Regions from separate parts of the Homo sapiens genome. Here region 2 is linked to region 1. Evidence: chromatin loops called from intact Hi-C (ENCODE). Cell type or tissue: GM12878. All regions are shown on one strand.

Region 1 (5,000 bases):
GACTATAGGGTCGCACCACCACACCTGGGTAATTTTTTGTATTGTTTTGTAGAGACGGGGTGGGGGGTGTCTCTTCATGCTGCCTGGGCTGGTCTCGAATTCCTGGGCTTAAGCGATCCGCCTGCCTCAGCCTCCCAAAATGCTGGGATTACAGGCTTGAGCCACTGCCCGGCTAGTATGGGTATATTATTAATATATGTTCCCCACCTCCTCTCAGTTCCCCAAGCACACCCCTACCTTCCCCAGTCTCCCATCTCCCAGAAGACTCCTTCCTTCAGCTGCTCCAAACTGTGGCCAGGTGTGAGCCAGCATAGTTCCAGGGCAGAAGCGTGCCTCCTCCTGCAGGCAGGCCTCCTGGGTAGCCAGGTTGGAGCCTGGAGACAGAGAGGCCAAGGCAGGTTCCACCTTGTCCACTGGGGGTTCCCATTGTCCCTGCTCTCCCCTGTCACTCCTGTCTTTCAGTTGCAACGCTGGCCCTGGGACTTCAGGCACATGACCCCACTCAGAAGAAACAAGACTGTGTGCCCAGCTCCCACAGCAGTCAAATCCCTGCAGTGGGCTGCTCATTCTACATCACTCCTAGTGGTTCTGCTTCCTTAAACCCCAGCCAAACAATGTGTCATAAAGGTGAGACGTGGAAACAGGGAAGTTATTGCCATGATTGCATTTTACATTTCAGACGTGGCCTCGCTGACCTCACTGGCATCTGGGCTGGGGTACAAAGGTCCCAGCTTGGCCAGGCTGATGTCTGCAAACCCCAGCCCTGACTGGCAGATGGGCCATGCCTCTGACCATCTCTCCTGCCCACTGGACCACTTTAACGTACTCTTTCCATCTCAAGCACAGGAACAATTCCCTTCTGGAATGTTCCTCCTTCTGAGGCTTTGAGAAGGCTCACTCTGGGGAGCGGATGGGGTGAGTCCTGGGAGTGAGTGGCACCTCTTTCCTCACTTAGAGCCTAGGTGGGGGTGAGGAGGGTGAGAAAAGGAAGGGGCCAGAAGAGGGTGAGGAGAGGAGCCCCAGGCCTTGGGGAGAAGCCCAGCAAGTGTGCAACGCCCTGCAAAGCATTTCCTCTCTCTCCCTCCCTCCTCTCTATCCCCTGACTTTATGGCTGCTACACTGGGAGAAGCTGGGTTGGCCTCCTCTGCATCTGCATTCCCGTGGGAACCAGCTGCACTACTTCCAGAAACGCCCTGCCCCAGTGGGTCCTTGGTGCTGGGCCCACCTTCCAGTAGGTTTCAAGAACTGTGTGCCCATAAATAAATCCTCCAAAGAGATGCCAATCAGCAGGTACCACCAAATTGTCCCTGGAAGTGACTTTTCTGTAGGAATCCATTATTTCTGAATTGAATGGAGGGAATCTCTGATCTCCTTCCCCTGCCTTCTGTCCCAGCTCATCCCTCCAAGGAAAGGGAGGGCCCCTCCTGGCCCCAGCCTGCCAGGGAAGGGGGTGTTGTGAACTTAGCTGGGTGTGGCCTGGAAAGCCCTTTAATGGATCCAGTTTTGTGGGGTGGGTGGGAGGCTCCAAGCACCCCCAGAGCAGGGGCCAGGGTGGTGGCAGCAGGGCGAGCCACTGTGGCTGTCACACAAGATAACTGGAGACCTACCCAGATTGGACAGAAGCCAGGCGAGCCATTGTGGCTGTCACACAAGATAACTGGAGACCCGCCCCAGTCTGGCCAGACTTCCAGTTTAAGCCTGATTTAATGACAAGCTGAGTGCAGACTCCTGAACCTCAGCACCTGCAAAAAACCAAAACCAACCAAACAAAAAACAACCAAGAAAAGAATTTCAAGGGGATTTCCTTAGTGGGAAATGAGGCACTGGGCAGGGCCCTGGGGACAGCAGCAAGTAAGGAGCCCTCAGATCTGTGGGGATTTGGGGTAAGGTGCTTCTCAAGCTGTTTCAGACCCAGGCCTCCTCCTGTTCGCACTGAGCCTAGTCTGCTGGCCCCAAGGTGACCAGGAGGTTCAGGGGCAAAGCTATGATTACTTAGAGCAGGACAGATGCTGGTTTAGGTCCCAGTTCTACCTGGTTCTAGTTATGGGACCTTTAGCATTCATTACTTTTTACCCTTAATTTTCTCTTCTGTAAAGTGAAGAACGTATTTATCTCACACTACTTCTATGAAACAGCCAATCTACTGTGTTAAATAACATAAATCCCCGCCCTGCCTCTATTCTCAGCCACAAGAACTGTTTGGCATTTGGGGTGGATCACTCTTTGCTGTGCATTTTGTGGGAGGCTTAGCTGCATCCCCAACCTCTACCCACTAGATGCCAGTAGCACCCCCAGTTGTAACAACCAAAAATGTTTCCAGACATTGCCAAGCGTCCCCTGGAGAAGTGCCCACATTGAGAACCCCTGATTTGTAGAGATGAGGCCCAGTAATTCTCTGTGGGTTGGCATGGGTTGGGGGTTGGGGGGTCGGGGGCAGAAGGCACTGCCTTCAAGGATTTGTCCTTCCCTTATAAGCTTCCAGACCATGGCCAAGCCCTTGGGCTTCTTGGGTCCTATTCCCTCATCTGTAAGTTGGTAGAACAATATACTCAACAACAGGCGATAGAATCATGGGTGATTGTGATGTGACAGTGCTATTTAATTGAAGGCACCGTCATCATCTGGAATGGTGGGTCCCTGAGAACAGGGATTCTGTCTCTCCGGTTCACTGCCAGTCCTGAGACACAACCAGGATGGATGGAGGGAAATGGACGCTGAAGGAGGAGGTGAATATTCAATGTGCTGCCTCTGTGCCTGGTGAGCTGGGCTGGGCCCCATGACTCCTTCAGCTTTAAAAGTCAATAAAATTGATTCATCCATCACCCTTTGACCCCTGCAGCAGGGCTGTCACCCAGAGGATGGTCTCAAACTGGAGTGCGCCCAGATCCACTGGAGGTGTGTCAGAAACCCGGCTTCCTAGCCATGCACACTCCAGCCATACTGCTCCAGGGTCCCATTCGGTGGGCCTGGGAGGCCCAGGATTCTGCATTTGAACCCCTTGCAATCTGACTCAGCTGCTCTGTCACCCTCCATGTCCTGGCAGCATCTGAAAGGGTCTGGGACAGGACACCCAGCAGGATGGGCAGCCCTCCCCAGCTGGTTCAGGCCCAGCCATCCCCACTTCTCTCAGTGTGGAAACTGCTCGAATCCCCCAACTCCACCTGGTAGGCACTCTGATGTCCCACACCCACAGATTGGTGCCAGGGCCAACCCTATTTGCTATGGGGCTTTCCTGGTGCCCAGAATTTGCTTTCTGGATTGTTTTAATTGTTGCCTTGGTTTTGACAAACAGCTGACGGGCAGAGTTGTTCAGGAGTAAGTGCTCTGCTTTGGAGACAGCAAGGAGAGGACGCTGAGTCCGAGCCTGTTGGGTCTTGGTGGCCCCGCAGACTCTGCCGTGACTGCCCTGACCATCTTTGCAAATCAGGCTTTATTAGCACAGAAACTTGGACTAGTGGGTCCTCTGCAAATTCTGGTTTTAAATAAACCACATTCTGGAAACTTGTAAGCAATATCTAAACTTCCCACAAAGCCCCGATTGTAAGTAAAATCATCACTCTTTAAACCTGCTGAGAAGCAACCTCTGCCACATTCTGAAGCACCCCAGAAAGGCCCTGGAGCCTCTCCCAAGCCTCCTTAGTTCGGCTTCTTTGGCAGGAACCCCTCAAGCTCCAGGAATACACAGAGCTGATGATGCTGATTTAAGAATCCTACTTTTTTTTGTTTTGTTATTCAAAAGCCCTTATTGAACTAACCAGGGTTCTTAATAGCTTCATTTGCAACAGTTTTATCCCAAGACTTACTTAGGGTTCAAGAACAACCAGCTGTGGCCCCACCCCAAAAGGCAGCTGCAAAGAACCCCCTCTGCACCCTGTCACAGTAAATCCAGGCTGCTCTCTGTCTGTGCAGGAGATGAGGGGGTGGGTGGGAACTTCATGAAGAATCAGATGGGGAAAACCTGGCTCCATGCAGAAAGATTTGAGCCCACTGAGGGTTGGAATACAGGTTTTATAACCTCTATTTTCCAGGCACCATCTTGTTCCCCCAAAGGGGCTTTCTCCTTAAACTTTTTCCCCTGACCCCTGGCAACTGCCATTCTACTTTCTATTTCTATGAATGTGACTACTCTATGTACCTCACATAAGTGGAATCCTATGGTATTTGCTCTTTAGTGAGACTGGTTTATTCCACTTAGCATAAAGTCCTCAGGGTTCATCCATGTTGTACCATGTGTCAGGATTTCCTTCCTTTAAAAGGCTGAATAATATTTAATTCTGTGTATGTGCCACATTTTGTTTATCTACTCATTCACAATGGACACTGGGGCTACTTTCTCCTTTTGCCAGGGTGAATCATGCTGCTATGAACATGGGTGTACGGATCTCTCTTTGAGACCCTGTTTTTAATTCGTTTGGGTATGTTATCCAGAAATAGAATTGCTAGAACATATGCTGTTTCTACATTTTATTTTTTGAGGAACTGTCATACCGTTTCCCGTAACAGCTGCACCATTTTACATTCCCACTAACAGTGCACAAAAATTTTAATTTCTCTGCATCCTCCCCAAGACTTACTTTGTTTGTTTGTTTGTTTACTATTTTTATAGCAGTCTTCCTAATCAATATAAGGTGGTATCTCATTATAGTTTTGATTTGCATTTCTCTTACAATTAGCGATGTTGAGCATTTTTTCATATGCTTTTTGATCATTTGTATATCTTCTTTTGAGAAATGTTTATTCAAGTTTTTTGTCCATTTTTTAATTGGATTGTTACCTTTTGGTTGTATCCACATTTTCTGTGTTCACGCAAGTCATTGATAAAATGTAGGACTGGCCCTACATTTTATGGTGGGGCCTGAGGGTAGGCTCCTGTGGCACACTGCTCAAAACCTCACTCCCATGTGCATGGTGTTCACATGAATCATTCAGCAGCTCATGCCCTAACGGGGCTCAGGCCCCACTCTACTGTTCCATCATCAACTCAGTGGGGAAGACTCCAG
Region 2 (5,000 bases), 510 kb after region 1:
TTACAGACATGGGCAGTGAGTGAGCAGAAAACAGAATGACCACCTCGCTTCTCTTCTCAAGTGGAAAATGGTCCAGTTCCTTTAGAATATGATCTGCAAAGCACTGAGTGAGTAACAAGAAAGGAGGATAAAGAGGAAGGGAAGAAAGAAATGGAAGGAAAAAGAAAATAATTTTAAAATGAAGCCTACACCAAAAATCTCAGAGCAACCCTCAAAAATCCGAACTCTCTTTTTTAAAAAATTGCAAACAGTCCAGCCTCTCAGCATTGGTTTATCATCAAAATGGATCATAACAGTTTCAGGGGCCTAGGGAATTTGCTGGGAAACTTCTAAAGCTCGCTAATGGCTCACTGCAAATGCGCGCTGTGGATCTGCTTCCCCTCGGGAAGGACAGGGCACACTTCCAGATGGAAAGGAAACACAGATGGGAAGGAGTTGTTTTAAGACCTCTCATTTGCTCCGTTAGCAGGAAAACAGCTTACAGGGTCTTTCTAAAGCCTCCTTAGTTTGGCTTTCAGGCATACCACATTAAATACATTAGTCAGGAATAGTAGGGAAATAAGAAAATACTGCTCTATTTTTATAACAGTTTCTTCTGAGCCTCATATCCCCATCAAGTCAATTTTTATAAAAACCTTCACAACAACAGATGACAGGTGATACACACCCATTAAATTCACAGAGCCGGGAAAGATGTGGTAAACTTAGGGGCCCATTCAGTCACATCTGTGGAACTTGAGAAAGAACATGGTTCCTGCCTCCCCCTCCAAATCTCTGTCCACCAGACCAGGGAGCTCCCTTCGTCTAGCCGGCACTTTGATTCACGTCGATAGGTGCTGAAATACCAGAACTGAAGGGGCTTTCTTTCGTCTTATACTTTAATCATTCTCTGTCATTTAGCTTATAAAAAAATGCTACAAAAGACACAAATGGGTCAACTGACAAAATCAGAATATGAATGTAAATTAAGTAAAAGTTTAAATATTGACGTTAAATTTACTGAAGTTGAATGTTGTATTGTGGTTATGTAAGAGAATATTCCTGATTTTAGAAAACACACTTAAGTGTTTAGGTGTAGAGGATGGTGATATATGCATAACTTATTCTCAAATGGGTCAGAAAAAGAAATCATGTTTATACAAACACAGACACACACACATACATACACACACACGGGGCGTGTAAATGATAAAGCAAGTGGGATATACATGTTAATAACACATCAATAGGCCAGACGCAGTGGCTCACGCCAGTAATCCCAGCACTTTGGGAGGCCAAGGTTGGACGACTGCTGGAGCCCAGAAGTTCAAGACTAGCCTGAGCAACATGGAAAGACCTAATCTCCACAACATTTTTAAAAATTAGCAGGGTGTGATGGCACCTGCCTGTGGTCCCAGCTACTCAGCAGGCTGAGGCGGGAGGATCACCTGGGCCCAGAAGGTTAAGGTTGCAGTGAGCTATGATCGTTCCACTCAACTCCAGCCTGGGCAACAGAGTGAAACCCTGCCTCAAAATAATAATAATACAGTAATATAGGTAAAAGAGTAGATGAGAGTTCCTTATACTATTCTTAATCTTGTAACTTTTCTGCATATCTAAAATTATTTCTAAATGGTCCTTTGTAACTTTTTAAAAATTATAAAGGACAATTTATCAGAAACATGTAAATCTGCACTTGTTGGTATTTTGATACATCAGTGGTCAGTGAAAACTATGGGATAAGCAAACTATTCCCTAATAAATATTGAGATATTATTAATCTTTCCAGAACTCTCAAAATTTGGTAAATAAATATCCTAAGGCATAAAATGGTACCTAAAGTTAAGTTCCCTTTTCAGAATTTATAATGTAAATTCTCAGCAAATGTGACAGGATTAGATACAAACGAAACCAATATTTTCTGGTCTTTGCAGTGTTTGGAAACTAAAGATGCTCAGAAAGGATTATTTTTGGACCTCAGCCTAGATAAGGAGGCCCACTGCAAGGTTTATACAGGAGCCTAGAAGATAAATTTGCTCCAATTAACCCAACAGCTAAATAAATACCAATATTAGAGAAAACAGTAATAAAATGGCTATTTGGAGCAATTACTACCTATGCCAAGCAGAAATGTGGATTCAAAACAGAATTTGTAGTTTTAAACTATATTTTTCATTTTAGTTTAGGGTTTTGTTTTCTGGTTTCCAAAAATGTCATATCGTATCCAAAGCCTAGTGTTTTTCTTTTCTCGGCTTGCAAAGCTGCAAGTAAAAACACAAATCATATGGCTTGCAACAGCCTCTAAGCCATCTTCAAAACTGAGGCGCCATGGGCAAGGAGAAGTGCTATTTAAATCACCTAAAACCCATCTGCGGTATTTTCTACTCCCAACCTCTCTGCAGAATGAAAGAGGCACCGAGCCTCTCAGAGCCTTCAATCACACCATCTAGGAGGGCAGATAAATGCCTCTAAAATTCCCTTTCATTTTATGAACAGAGACTTCCTCAGTTAAGAGACCTTTCCATCGTTTTGCTTCCCTCCTTTTCAAAGGGCTGAATTTTAATGCAAATCTAATTACTCACTTGATCAGGGCAGGCAGATGCTGTGCAGATCCCTCCATTCCCTGCTACCACATGTCAATGCTGACCTGAAACCCCCCTCCTTTCCAATCGCAGGCCTCCCAAAGCAAAACCCAGGCTGCTGGTGCTTCAGGCAGTACTGGCTGGACCCAGCAACACAGCCATCAATGGTGCACACAGAGACCACAACTACACCCACCCCTAAGGGTAAGCTCCTTCTTTTCAGTTTTTACTTAAAATTGGATTTCAACCCAAGTGTTAACCCTTTACATGCCTAAGGAACACTGCTCTGGGGAGAGCTGGCCTGATTTCAATGATGTCTAGCACCATCTAGTGGTCACAGATTTAAATGACACCAGGCTTCTAAAGAAGTTGTTAGTAGGGTTTTTTGCCGGGAGTCAGAAAACGTTCAAGGAGTGAAAAATAAAATGGATCAAATCTAAATGACTTAATATTTCCCCTACCTAAAATAACTCAAAAGCAGAAACTTCTACTAGCAGAACAAAATTATATTTGCATAATTTAGGGCAATATTTTACCAATTGCCCTCCCATATTTGACAGGCAGAAAAGAATATGGTAACATCAGTTCAAAGCTATTAACTTTAGAACTGTAATTTTAACTTATTCTCCTAAAATCAAGCATCTGTTAATAAAAATATTATAAATATAAATTGCATAGAAGAAATATGAAATTTCTTTTAATATGTGAAACTTTCTCAATCGAAATGTTCAATTTATTTTCATGTCTCAGAACATGTAGATATATTACTTTTACATTATTAAAATCGTTTGACATTTTAAAGGATTTAGAAAGTAGAAAATTTAATTCGTTGGTCAGTCACTCAACCTACAAATGTAAGTTAGCTGAAACACCATGCACAATCTTTAATGCTCTTCTGGTCATAGGAAACACAAAACTCAAAATATCGTTTTGTTATGGTTTGGGACTAATAGCATTAATCTGAAGAAAGAAGAGTCTAGTCATTTTAATCTTTAAATGTATTTTCTCTTTTCATAATAAATCAAGAATATAATACTTTTATTTAATCCCAAACACACAATTTAAGCAAGGGAACAGTAAGGCTCAGAAGGACATCCACAAACCCAGAAGGGATGAGAAGCTGATTCACACTAGATGCTGGGGTGACAGGCAGCTGGCAAGCACTGGCTTACCTGGATGAGGAGGTGATGTGTGGGCCACCTGTCAATAGTGCTCCACTTCATCGTGGGCTTCCGTCCCACTTGATTATAGTATCTGTAAATGGCATTTAAGCTGCTGCCTGAAATATACAGAGACCACTTAGTAGATGCATTTTGATTATGGTGAAAATAAAAAACAGACTCGTAAAGGTAGTATATATAAGTTCAAAGCAGGTAACTGCTTCTTTACTGAATCAGTCTAATTACAATCATTTCAATACTCTAAAATGCATATAGATTTAACTACCCTGCAAATGAAGATCACTAAAAAGCAATCAATTTCAATGGACTTTCAAAGATTATTGATGTCAGTTCTAGTGAAAAACAAGATGGCCGTAAAGTTATGAAATATAAGCAGTCATATTTACAGGGACCAAGTCTTACAATTCAAAGTATGTCGGCCAGGCACGGTGGCTCACGCCTGTAATCCCAGCACTTTGGGAGGCCAAGGCTGGTGGATCACCTGAGGTTGGGAGTTTGACACCAGCCTGACCAACGTGGAGAAACCCTATCTCTACTAAAAAATACAAAATTAGCCAGGCATGGTGGTGCACCTGTAATCCCAGCTACTCAGGAGGCTGAGGTAGGAGAATCGCTTGAACCCAGGAGGTGGAGGTTATGGTGAGCTGAGATCGTGCCATTGCACTCCAGCCTGGGCAACAAGAGCGAAACTCCGTCCCAAAAAAAAAAAAAAAAAAAAAAAAGTATGTTATTTTTTTTCCAGTTACAAAGGTTATCAATCCCATTATAGGAAATGTATGCGATGGGGAAGAAAGGAAAAAAGAAACTGACCATTATCCCAGCATGCTAATTACAGTCATTGCTTTACTCTAATATGGTTCTTTTTTTCTTTATAGATGTTTTGTTTTACAAAGTTGTAATTTTTAATACATATGCAATTCTGCATGCTGAGTATTTTGAGCATCTTTACTTAATATTATGAAATAAATATTTTCCATGTTATGATAAAAGCTTTGTAACTATTGTTTGTTTGTGAGATGGAGTTTTGCTCTTGTTGCCCAGGCTGGAGTGCAGTGGCGCGATCTCAGCTTACCGCAACCTCCAACTCTTGGGTTCAAGTGATTCTCCTGCCTCAGCCTCCCAAGTAGCTGGGATTACAGGTATATGCCACTACGCCTGGCTAATTTTTTACTTTTAGTAGAGACGGGGTTTCTCCATGTTGGTCAGGCTGGTCTCAAACTCCCAACCTCAGGTGATCTGCCCGCCTGGGCCTCCCAAA

Evidence for each region. Hi-C counts contacts between places; a loop is a spot of excess contacts. Peaks named below come from ENCODE experiments on the same cell type or tissue, not always from the same donor. Only the 100,000 strongest peaks of a DNase experiment are listed, where the experiment ranks them.
Region 2: a loop joins it to region 1, with 4 times the contacts of the local background. A loop is called at or near these places in 2 of 110 quality-filtered maps.

Annotation. Positions count from the first base shown.
Region 1 is chr18:57,050,109-57,055,108 of GRCh38, forward strand. It overlaps LINC-ROR (long intergenic non-protein coding RNA, regulator of reprogramming), which reads right to left. Exons shown (of 5, transcript NR_152602.1): 5 at 4,451-5,000. LOC105372136 (a long non-coding RNA gene) reads left to right here. Exons shown (of 3, transcript XR_935515.2): 1 at 1-28; 2 at 463-915; 3 at 1,130-1,374. Among named protein-coding and RNA genes, the nearest start is that of WDR7-OT1, 13 kb to the left of the region's middle. RefSeq lists an enhancer at 1,765-1,984. In GM12878, a CTCF peak has its summit at 2,273 (motif pointing right); a DNase peak (open chromatin) is centred at 1,783.
Region 2 is chr18:57,559,141-57,564,140 of GRCh38, forward strand. FECH (ferrochelatase) reads right to left here. Exons shown (of 11, transcript NM_000140.5): 6 at 3,734-3,840; 7 at 5-103. Among named protein-coding and RNA genes, the nearest start is that of FECH, 25 kb to the right of the region's middle. RefSeq lists a silencer at 3,710-3,883. In GM12878, a CTCF peak has its summit at 2,886 (motif pointing left); no DNase peak of the experiment used is centred here.